Regions from separate parts of the Homo sapiens genome. Here region 2 is linked to region 1. Evidence: chromatin contacts called from ENCODE Hi-C or POLR2A ChIA-PET data. All regions are on one chromosome and are shown on one strand. The core of a region is the stretch at or near the end of the contact, and the rest is flanking DNA. Distances in the headings are between cores, read along the strand shown. Region 1 has its middle 34 kb from the start of SLC9A7. Region 2 holds the start of JADE3 (jade family PHD finger 3).

Evidence for each region. A loop is a pair of places that touch in the nucleus more often than their neighbours do. ChIA-PET counts read pairs that join two places held with the same protein, here RNA polymerase II (POLR2A). Pooled maps may share reads with other maps.
Region 2: POLR2A ChIA-PET joins it to region 1 with 11 read pairs in activated T-cell. The contact joins the promoter of JADE3 here to the enhancer-like site in region 1. A Hi-C loop is called at or near these places in 1 of 168 maps with a recorded cell type or tissue (mammary epithelial cell) and 6 of 50 pooled maps. POLR2A ChIA-PET finds 5 or more read pairs at or near these places in 3 of 52 experiments (HCT116, activated T-cell and activated naive CD4-positive, alpha-beta T cell).

Annotation. Positions count from the first base shown.
Region 1 is chrX:46,790,405-46,795,170 of GRCh38, reverse strand. No RefSeq gene overlaps it. Among named protein-coding and RNA genes, the nearest start is that of SLC9A7, 34 kb to the right of the region's middle. Within about 2 kb of position 3,055, at least 14 of the 41 ENCODE cell types and tissues checked have a DNase peak (open chromatin) inside an H3K27ac peak, as active enhancers do; they include HCT116 and mammary epithelial cell, where a contact is called at or near this core.
Region 2 is chrX:46,909,834-46,914,525 of GRCh38, reverse strand. JADE3 (jade family PHD finger 3) reads right to left here and starts at 2,105. Exons shown (of 11, transcript NM_014735.5): 1 at 1,807-2,105. RefSeq lists silencers at 1,318-1,727, 2,168-2,297 and an enhancer at 2,038-2,332.

The DNA.
Region 1 (4,766 bases), core at 1,806-4,305:
GCCAGGCTGGTCTTGAACTCCTGACCTCAAGTGATCCACCTGCCTCAGCCTCCCAAAGTGCTGGAATTACAGGCATGTGCCACCGCACCTGGCCTTACAATTTTCGTTTTGCAGGATGAAAATGTTCTGGAGATTGGATGCACAACAATGTGAATATATTTATCGATACTGAACTATATCCTTATAAAGAAATGATTAGGATAGTACATGTTGGTAGGGGTGGTGGCTCAGGCCTTTAATCACAACACTTTGGGAGGCTGAGGCAGAAGGGTCACTTGAGCCCAGGAAGTCAAGACCACCCTGGACAACATAGTGAGGCGAGGTGTCTCACACCTGTAATTGCAGCACTTTGGGAGGCCGAGGTAGGTGGATCACAAGGTCAGGAGTTCGAGACCAGACAGGCCAACATAGTGAAACCCTGTTTCTACTAAAAATACAAAAATTAGCTGGGCGTGGTGGCGGGCACCTGTAGTCCCAGCTACTTGGGAGGCTGAGGCAGGAGAATCGCTTGAATCCGGGAAGCAGAGGGTTGCAATGAGCCGAGATTGCACCACTGTACTCCAGCCTGGGTGACAGAGCAAGACTCAGTCTCAAATAGAGATAATAATCATATTTTTTTTTAATTAGCCAGGCATGGTAGTGCGTGCCTGTGGTCCCAGCTACTCAGGAGGCTGAGGCAGGAGGATACCTTGAGCCCAGGAGATCAAGACTACTGTGAGTCATGATCGTGTCACTGCACTGCTGCACCTGGGTGACAGGGTGAGACCTTGTCTCAAAAAAAAAAAAAAGTACATTTTATGTTAAGTGTGTTTTACCACAAAAAAAAAAACAAAAAACTCTCCAGCCCAGCCTGACCAACATGGTGAAACCCCGTCTCTACTAAAAGTACAAAAATTAGCCAGGCGTGGTGGCGCGTGCTTGTAATCCCAGCTACTCAGGAGGCTGAGGCAGGAGAATCACTTGAACCAGGGAGGCGGAGGCTGCAGTGAGCCGAGATTGCACCACTGCACTCCAGCCTGGGTGACAGATCGAGACTCTGTCTCAAAAAAAAAAAAAAAAAGAAGAAGAATTAGATTCCATTCCAGGCAATGTGGTAGAACAGGACGCAACATCAAATTAGTATAAATAATAATAATACCTCACATTTAAATGGCACTTTACAATTTACACAGTTCTATTGTGAAATACCTTACCTTGTTAAGTTCTCCTAGCAACTAGGATGGAGTGGGGTGGGTCTCTGTGTTCAAAGTGCATAGGCTATAGGAAGGGTGATTAGGAAAGTGGAGGATGAGTGGGCTAACAAGGCATAGAGAGACAAATGCTAGAATTGATGAGTGAATACAGAAGAAATGGAATAGAAAGATGCAAAACAACCAGCTCATGATCTACCTGATTCCTCTGTTTTTCCTTGGATGTGATAGGGGGTAACCATACTCTTGTGTATTCAAATGTTTCCTACTGTTTCTAGGCCCCGTTTTTCATAAGCTCTGTTCCAAGAAGCAGTACTGCTTCCTAGTCAAAGGTGCCCCAGTGTTCAAAGTTTGGCCCTACCCCTTCCTGATTACATGATCTTGCGCAGGTTACTATCTCTCGGCTTTAGTTCTCTATGTGATAATAATAGTTCCTGCCACCTCTAAGCCTTCAATACATATTTTCTCCATTTCATTTTCTCAGCCCTGTAACCTCAGGATCAAATGCTGCCTACTGACTGAAGTGACAAAGAATACCTTTTTGAGGTTTTTCTTCTTTCAACTTGTCCTACCATAGTATTATCGGGAAGATCCCCCAATATCATCCCCCAATATCATTAAGTAGGAAGAGAAATTGTTTGCAATATATAGGTTTCATGTTAAGTAAAAATTGTTGACGTCAAGGGTTTAGAAGAAAACAGTTTGACTGGAGTCAAAAGTCACTTTTCTTCTAAGTCACTTTTCAGAGGTGAGATGGAAACCTTGAGGTATGTTTCTGGCAAGTGATCTCCAACAATTTCTCTAAAGTATCTGATTAGAATAAGTAGGGAGACATTATAGGTAATAAGGTAGATATTTTCCTTAATCCAACCCCTAGAATTTAAACCATATTGAGCACCAGGAAAATTTCGCTCTGCAATTTCCCGAGGCATTTTACTTGTTACATTGGGTACATTATGACCTGTTGAAGATGGTGGTTTTCAGTTCCTTCCATTTAATGAGTCTTTACATTCTAATTAAAACCGAAAGTGGAATTCCTCACTTCTTCTGTTTGTTAATGATATAAATTATCTTAGCTGCTATGAAAATAAAAGGACTTCCTTCATTTGGATTGCTCAAACACTGATATTCACGCTCACTTGGAGGTATCTGGAAACATTATCTAAATGAGATTATTTTATCCAGAGAGAAAATTCTTAGCTTTAAAAGCTATTTAACTAAGATGGCTTGATATATTTTATGACTAACGCAACTGGGCCAACCTGTATCTTATGTTTAGTCAATGCAAAATGAAACAAAAATCCAGTGCCAACCAGATTAAATTGCAAAACATGCACACAGTATTTTGGATCAGGAACTAAACTTGTGTGGTTAATGACTAATTTCCTACATCCTCTGAGGCATCTACATGCTTGGATTTTTTTAGAATGGCTGGGCTTCATTTGTCACAAACTTGCCTCTTGAAGCAAAGCACACAGTAGACCTCCAAAAACTAGGCTTTAAATCTAGAAATTCTACTTTTTAATTCTTCCAAAGGAAGAATTTCTTTGAGTCATTTCCAGGTCCCTGCAGAGCCAAAAGACACACAGAACATATTCTATAAGCGTGCACAGGCTGTCCAGAGCATTTATCATTGCTCATAGTAAGCTTTGTATCCTGCGTGTTCTGGCTACCTAATTGCTTGGTAATAAATTACCCCAAAACTTCGAGGCTTACAATAACCACCTTATTATGCCCACTAATTTTGTGGGTCAGGAGTTCAGACAAAGCACACAGTGGGAGTCCATTGTCTCTGCTCCACGATGTTTAGGGCCTCAGCTGGGAAGACTTGATGACTGGGGTGACTCAGCGGCTGGGGGCTGGAACCACAAGGAAGTATCTCCATTTACGTGTCTGAATGTTGGCTGGGACCTCAGCTGAGAGTGCTGACTAGAACACCTCTATGTGACCTTTCCATATGGCCTGGACTGTCCCACAGCATGGTGGCCTCAGGATAATCCAACTTTTTACATGGTGAATTAGGGACTCAAAAGTCAAAGTCCCAGGGAAGAAGTCAGGAGCTGCCTCGCCTTTTCTGGCCTAGCTTTGGAAGTCATGCGGCATCATTTCTTCCTCTTTCTAGCGGCTACAAACCAGTCACAATCCTGTCCCAGTTCAAAGAAAAGGTGCATAAGCCACACTTCTCAATGGAAGAAGAATCAAAGAATTTGTGGACATATATTTATTTATTTATTTGAGACAGTCTTGCTCTGTCACCCAGGCTGGAGTGCAAGGGCATGATCTTGGCTCACTGCAACCTCCGCCTCCCAGCTTCAAGTGATTCTCCTGCCTCAGCCCCTCCCCCCACCCAGTAGCTGGGATTACAGGTGCCCACCACCACACCCAGCTAATTTTTGTATTTTTAGTAGAGACGGGGTTTCACCATGTTGGCCAGGCTGATCTCAAACTCCTGGCCTCAAGTGATCCGCCTGCCTGGGCTCCCAAAGTGCTGGGATTACAGGCGTGAGCCACCGCACCCGGCCTGTGGACATGTTTTTAAATTGCCACAACATGTTAAGCTCTATGTGTTTATAGCTGCAAAGTTATGTCATGATTCCCAAATAATAAATCAGACTGGACAAAAATGACGGAAAAAAAAGAACTCCAATCTCAGAGGTGACTGAAAGAAACACTGTAGAATTGCTGTCAGAGACTGAGCTTGGGGCCCTGCATTTAAGATTGATTCAGGAGGGCCGGGTGCAGTGGCCCATGCCTGTAATCCCAGTACTTTGGGAGACTGAGGTGGGTGGATCGTCTGAGCTCAGGAGTTTGACACCAGCCTGGGCAACATGGTGAAACCCCGTCTCTACTAAAAATACAAAAAATTAGCTGGATGTGGCAGTGTGCAGTTGTAGTCCCAGCTACTCAGGAGGCTGAGGCAGGAGAATCACTTGAACCCAGGATGCGGAGGCTGCAGTGAGCTGAGATTGCACCACTGCACTCCAGCCTGGGCGACAGAGTGAGACTCTGGCTCAAAAAAAAAAAATTGATTCAGGCAAACCTATAGGAGCAGGAACTTAAGCGTTTTAAAGGAACATAAGGTCTCCAAATTGCTGTCTGTGGTTAACACTGTCATCCACCTCTCAGGTCTCCCACCAAGGAGAAACTCGTCCCAGTTGCTAGGACAGCTATAGGTAGGCAGCCTTCAGCTCTTGGCCCTTTCAGAGATTGCCTCAGTTGCAGAGTCGCCCCGTTCAAGGTGATGACGCACCTCCTGGTGGCTCATATCCAGTGACTGATGGATGCGGGAATATAAGGCCTGGTCTTTTTGGCCCAGCCTTAGACAACTCTGAAGGGTCATTTTATTTCTATCGTTTCTCATGAGGCTGGTTGAGACCGTTGGGCCTATTTTGCAGCTTGACTTTTCTGTCTGACCTGTTCTCCATCCTTCCCTTTCCATTGCAGGTGTTGTCTGTAAGGACGCTCTTTAATAAATATCTTGCGAACTAAGCTTCGTCTCAGTGTCTGCTTCTTAGGGACCCAAATGTGTGACATTATCTGGACTCCTGAATTTTACCTCCATGTTATCTCCTACCA
Region 2 (4,692 bases), core at 856-3,355, 120 kb before region 1:
AAGAGAGGGTATTATCCTTTTACAGTTCAAGTATTTAAGCTCAGAGCTCACTTTAAACGAAAGAGAAAATGATATGTTATGGAGGTAGAATACTCTTAGGTTAAACAAAAAAGAAAAAAAATCTATTTTTACGTATCCGAAGAGTAATCACATGATGCTACAAAAGCATGAGAACCACACTACTCAAAGGGTACGAAGGCCGGGACCCATACTCCCATTGTCTACAGATGTTTTGGAAGTATTAAACTAAATAAAAACACAATGCTTTGTTCAGACCGACTCCTCTCTCAGCCCTACTCTTTCCCCCTCCCAGCCTAGGCTGACAAGAAGTGGCTAAAGGGAAAGTATTTAACAGGAGAACTGGTCTGGGAAAGTGGATTGTGGGTTGCTTAAACTAAGCAAAGACGTTGTGCAACCAGTTTTTACCTAAATTATTTTTCATTACTTCCCAAGTTTAGAGAGCAGCAGTTCACTTTATCAGACTGAACACAGGGAATGAGGTCGCCTTTCCCTCCAGGCCACCACTGGAATCACCTTCAACACGGTTTTGACTTCTTACACAATCAGACGGCGGGAGGGGGGAATCTCATCCTCAGCTTCATAGATAAACGCACCTCACGGCACACACACACAAACAACTCGCGCACATCTGAGGCCACGGATTTCCTTGCAACTCAAAGTCGGAGAAGCGGCCAAACAAGTTTCTTGCCAAATCCCTAGTAGCCACATATGTCCCAGGGCCGCACAGCGATAAAAACTTTGAAACATGCCTCCACATACCACCATTGTGGTCACTCACTCCAGATCCCGCCACCCCCTCCTCACAAATAACAAACTCAGGCTGCCCTGTGCAATTTAAAGCTAGACTCCACCGAAGCACTGGCTCTGCTGTGAAAAGCGGGAGAAAAAGATTGAAGGCTATTAAAAAAAACAACAAACAAACAAAAAACAAAACAAAACAAAACAAAAAAACAAACTACGGCCCCCGGGGCGGAGGGAATAAAACGAACTCGAAAGCTGGAGAAAAGTTAACTTTGCCGTGCCCAGCGGTGGGAAAATTTCCCCGGAAGACTAGCAAAGCCCTCACGATTTTCCCACCCCCGGACCGCCCGACGCTCGGCGGCCACGGACCCGCAGTTCGAACAATGCCGCCAGTGGGAGGGAAAGTTCGCCAGCCCGCCGGGCGCCCGCGCTCCCGCTCCCGCCGGGTGGGCACCCGGGCTTCCCGGGGTGCCTCGCCGCACCCAGCACCACCCGTTCTCCCCTCTCCAGGCACTCGGTTCTTTCCGCCCCCCAACAGCTAAACAGCCAGGGCGCGCCCTCGCTCCCTGGAGCATCCGACCCCTGGCGGCCGACAGAGCAGGTCCTCCCGCCACGGGTCTGGCCCCGTCAGCCCCGAAGCCAGGCAAAGGGCAGGAACGGAGGAGGGGGCGCCAGGAGGGGGCACCGGAGGAAAGAGCCGCAACAGTTATGGCGCTCAATTCCTGCCCGGTGTAGCCGGGAGCTGCAGCCGAGCTCGCGCGTCCGCCCCCGCCCCCCGCCCGGGCCACCAGGCACTACCCGGGCGGGCAGAGGGGCCACCAGGCACTTTACCTCAGCCCACACACGCTCTCGGCCCCAAGGCGCCGGGGACGCCGGAGGCGACCACGATGTGGAACCGGAGCGACCCGGAGCGCGGCGAGGCCGGGCCGGGACTGTGCGCTCCGCGCCGCCCGCTTCCACTCCCGGAGGCCGCCGCTCCCGCCGCCCAGCCGGTGCGACGCCCCCAACCTCGCCCGCGCCGGGTCCGGCCTCCGCGGCGCCTACCTTCGCGCAGCTGGCTCGCGGCTCCTGCCCGGCTCCACGCCGCGGCCCGGCAATGTGCCGGGTGAGTCCGGTCGGAGTGGTAACCGCCCCCCTAACCGCTCGCTTTCTTCTCTTCCCTCCCTCGCACCTGCCCCTTAATCCCCTCCTCGCCCCCGCCCCCCGCCGGGGCCGCCCCCCGCGCCTCAGCTCCCGCCCTCGGCCCTCGTCCGCCCGGCCCGTCAGGCCTCAGCGCTGGGCAGGCGGTTGGGCGGCGGCGGCGGCTGAGGCGGCGCGGAGCACTATTGTATTCCTGACACTGTGCGCTCCCACGCTCCGCCTCTTCCCTTTCCTTCCTCCCCCAACCTCTCCTCCCACCCACCGCCGGCCGCGCTCGCCCTACCGGAGCGGCTCCCAGCCGTCTGCCCGCCGCGCGTTCTTCTGGCGGGCTGGGCGCCGTCGCCACCCGCCGCCTCGACGCCCCGCCCACTCGCCGCTCCCGCACCCGCGGCGCCGCGTTCCAGGTGGGCTCCCCTCCCGTCCAGCTGGGTGCGCCACTGCCCGAGACGCCCCAGCCCCGCCGAGCGCTAGAGAGGACGAGGTGCAGATGCCTCGGCTGTGTTGAAATACAAACTAAGCTTTTCATGGCCCCTTCCAACTCTGAAGTTCCAAAGTGGGACTCTCATACATCAACTCGGTGGCCGCTATTGATTTATGTCGCTTGTGCTTGAATTACCTGTAATAATAAAGCCAAGGTGGCTATTAACATAATTCATTTATTCAGTTGCCAGCACAGGTGGTTTGTGATGTTGTGTGGCTTTTTCGATGTGTCCACTGGTTAGGCTATCGCCCACAGTTATTTGATCGAATGCCAATCCAGGTGTTGCTCTGGAGGTATTTTGCTGATGTAATTAAAGCTCCTAATCAGTTGACTTAAAGTTAGGGAGATAATCCTGGATAATCTAGGTGGGCCTGACGGAATCAGTTGGAAAGCCTTTCAATCAGGGCTGAGGGTGCTGAGTACGTCAGAGAAAGAGAATTTCCCCTATGGATGACACCTTTGGCCTATGTCCATTGGTTCCAGCCTGCTCCTGATCTTCCCTTCCTGACTGTATGCCCTACAGATTTTGGATTTACTTGGCCACCATAATCGTCTAAGACAATAGCTTCGAAGAAATGAATGAACAGGGAGTATATATACGTATATTCCCACCACGCATTCTTCTGGCAGGCTGGGCACCGTGGGTGTATGTGTGTGTGTGTGTATATATATATGTATGTGTGTGTGTATGTATATATATATGTGTGTGTGTATATATATATGTGTGTGTGTGTATATATATATATATATATATAATTTCCTACTGGTTCTGATCCTTTGGTTGAATCCTAATATAGATGTTTAAGCAACAAACCTTTTTGGCTTACCTCTCTGGGTTTGGAAATGTGCTATATGCAACTATGATGAACTCATTCTCTTTCTTTTTTCTTTTCCTTTTTTTTTTGAGTCAGGGTCTCACTCTGTCGCCAGGCTGGAATGCAGTGGCTCGATCTCGGCTCACTGCAACCTCTGGGCTCCCTGTCACCCAGGCTAGAATGCAGTGGTGAGATCTCTTGGCTCACTGCAACCTCTTGGCTCCCTTCAACCTCCACCTCCGGGGCTGAAGTGATTCTCCCACCTCAGCCTCCCAAGTAGCTGGGACTACAGGCACATGCCACCATGGCCCAACTTATTTATTTATTTATTTATTTGGTAGAGACAGTTTCACCATGTTGCTCAGGCTGGTCTTGAATTCCTAAGCTCAAGCTATCTGCCTGCCTGGGCCTCCCAAAGTGCTAGGATTACAGGCATGAGCTACTGTCCTGGGCTATTTTCGTTTACATTTCTAGGATGAACAATAATGTAGGCTCTTTTGTATTTTGTCTGTTTTCCATGTTAAAGATCTAGTTATATTCCATAATATGGAAATGCGTGAGTTCTAAAATATTCGTAGTCCTTCAGACTTATCTCACTTTATTATACTTATTTAAAAATAATTATAGATTCATCAGAAGTTGTAAAAAAAAATGTACAGAGTGGTCCCATGTACCCTTTGCCCAGTTTCCCCCAATGGTAATAGATAACTATAATACAATATAGATATTAACATTAATACAGTCCACAGACCTTATCCAGATTTCATCAATTTTCATGCACTGATTTCTGAGTCTGTGTATATAGTTCTGTGCAATTTTAACACATTTAAATTTGTGTAATCACCACAATCAACTTTTTCTCCACCACAAAGATTCCTCCTGCTACACTTTGTAGTCACAGTCACCGCTTTCTCCTCCTCTAATTTCTGGCAACCCCTAACACGTTCTCCATCTCTATAAATTTGTCATTTCAAGAGTATTACATAAATGGAATCATACCTTTTGAAATCAGCTTTTCTTCACTCAGCATGATTTTCTTGAGATGTACCCAAGTTTGTTGCATGTCTCAATGATTTGTTGCTTTTTATTACTGAGTAGTATTCTGTAGTATGGATGTCCTACAGTTTGTTTATTCATGCATTGAAGGTCATTTGAGTTGTTTCCAATGTCTGCCTATTAAGAATAGAACTGCTATGAGCATTAATGTAGAAGTTTTTGTGTAAACATAAGTTTTCATTTCTCTGTGACAGATGCTCAGGAGTGCAATTGCTGGGTCAGATGGTAAGTGTATATTTAGTGTTACAAGAAAATGCCAAACTTTTCCAGACTATACCACTTTATATTACCACCAGCAATGTATAAGAGATCTAGTTTCTCCACATCTTTGTCAGCATTTGGTATTGTCACTATCTTTTTCTTTTAGCCATTCTAATAGGTGTGTAGTGATACCTCATTGTTGTTTTAAATTGCATTTCCTTAATGGCTAATGCTGTT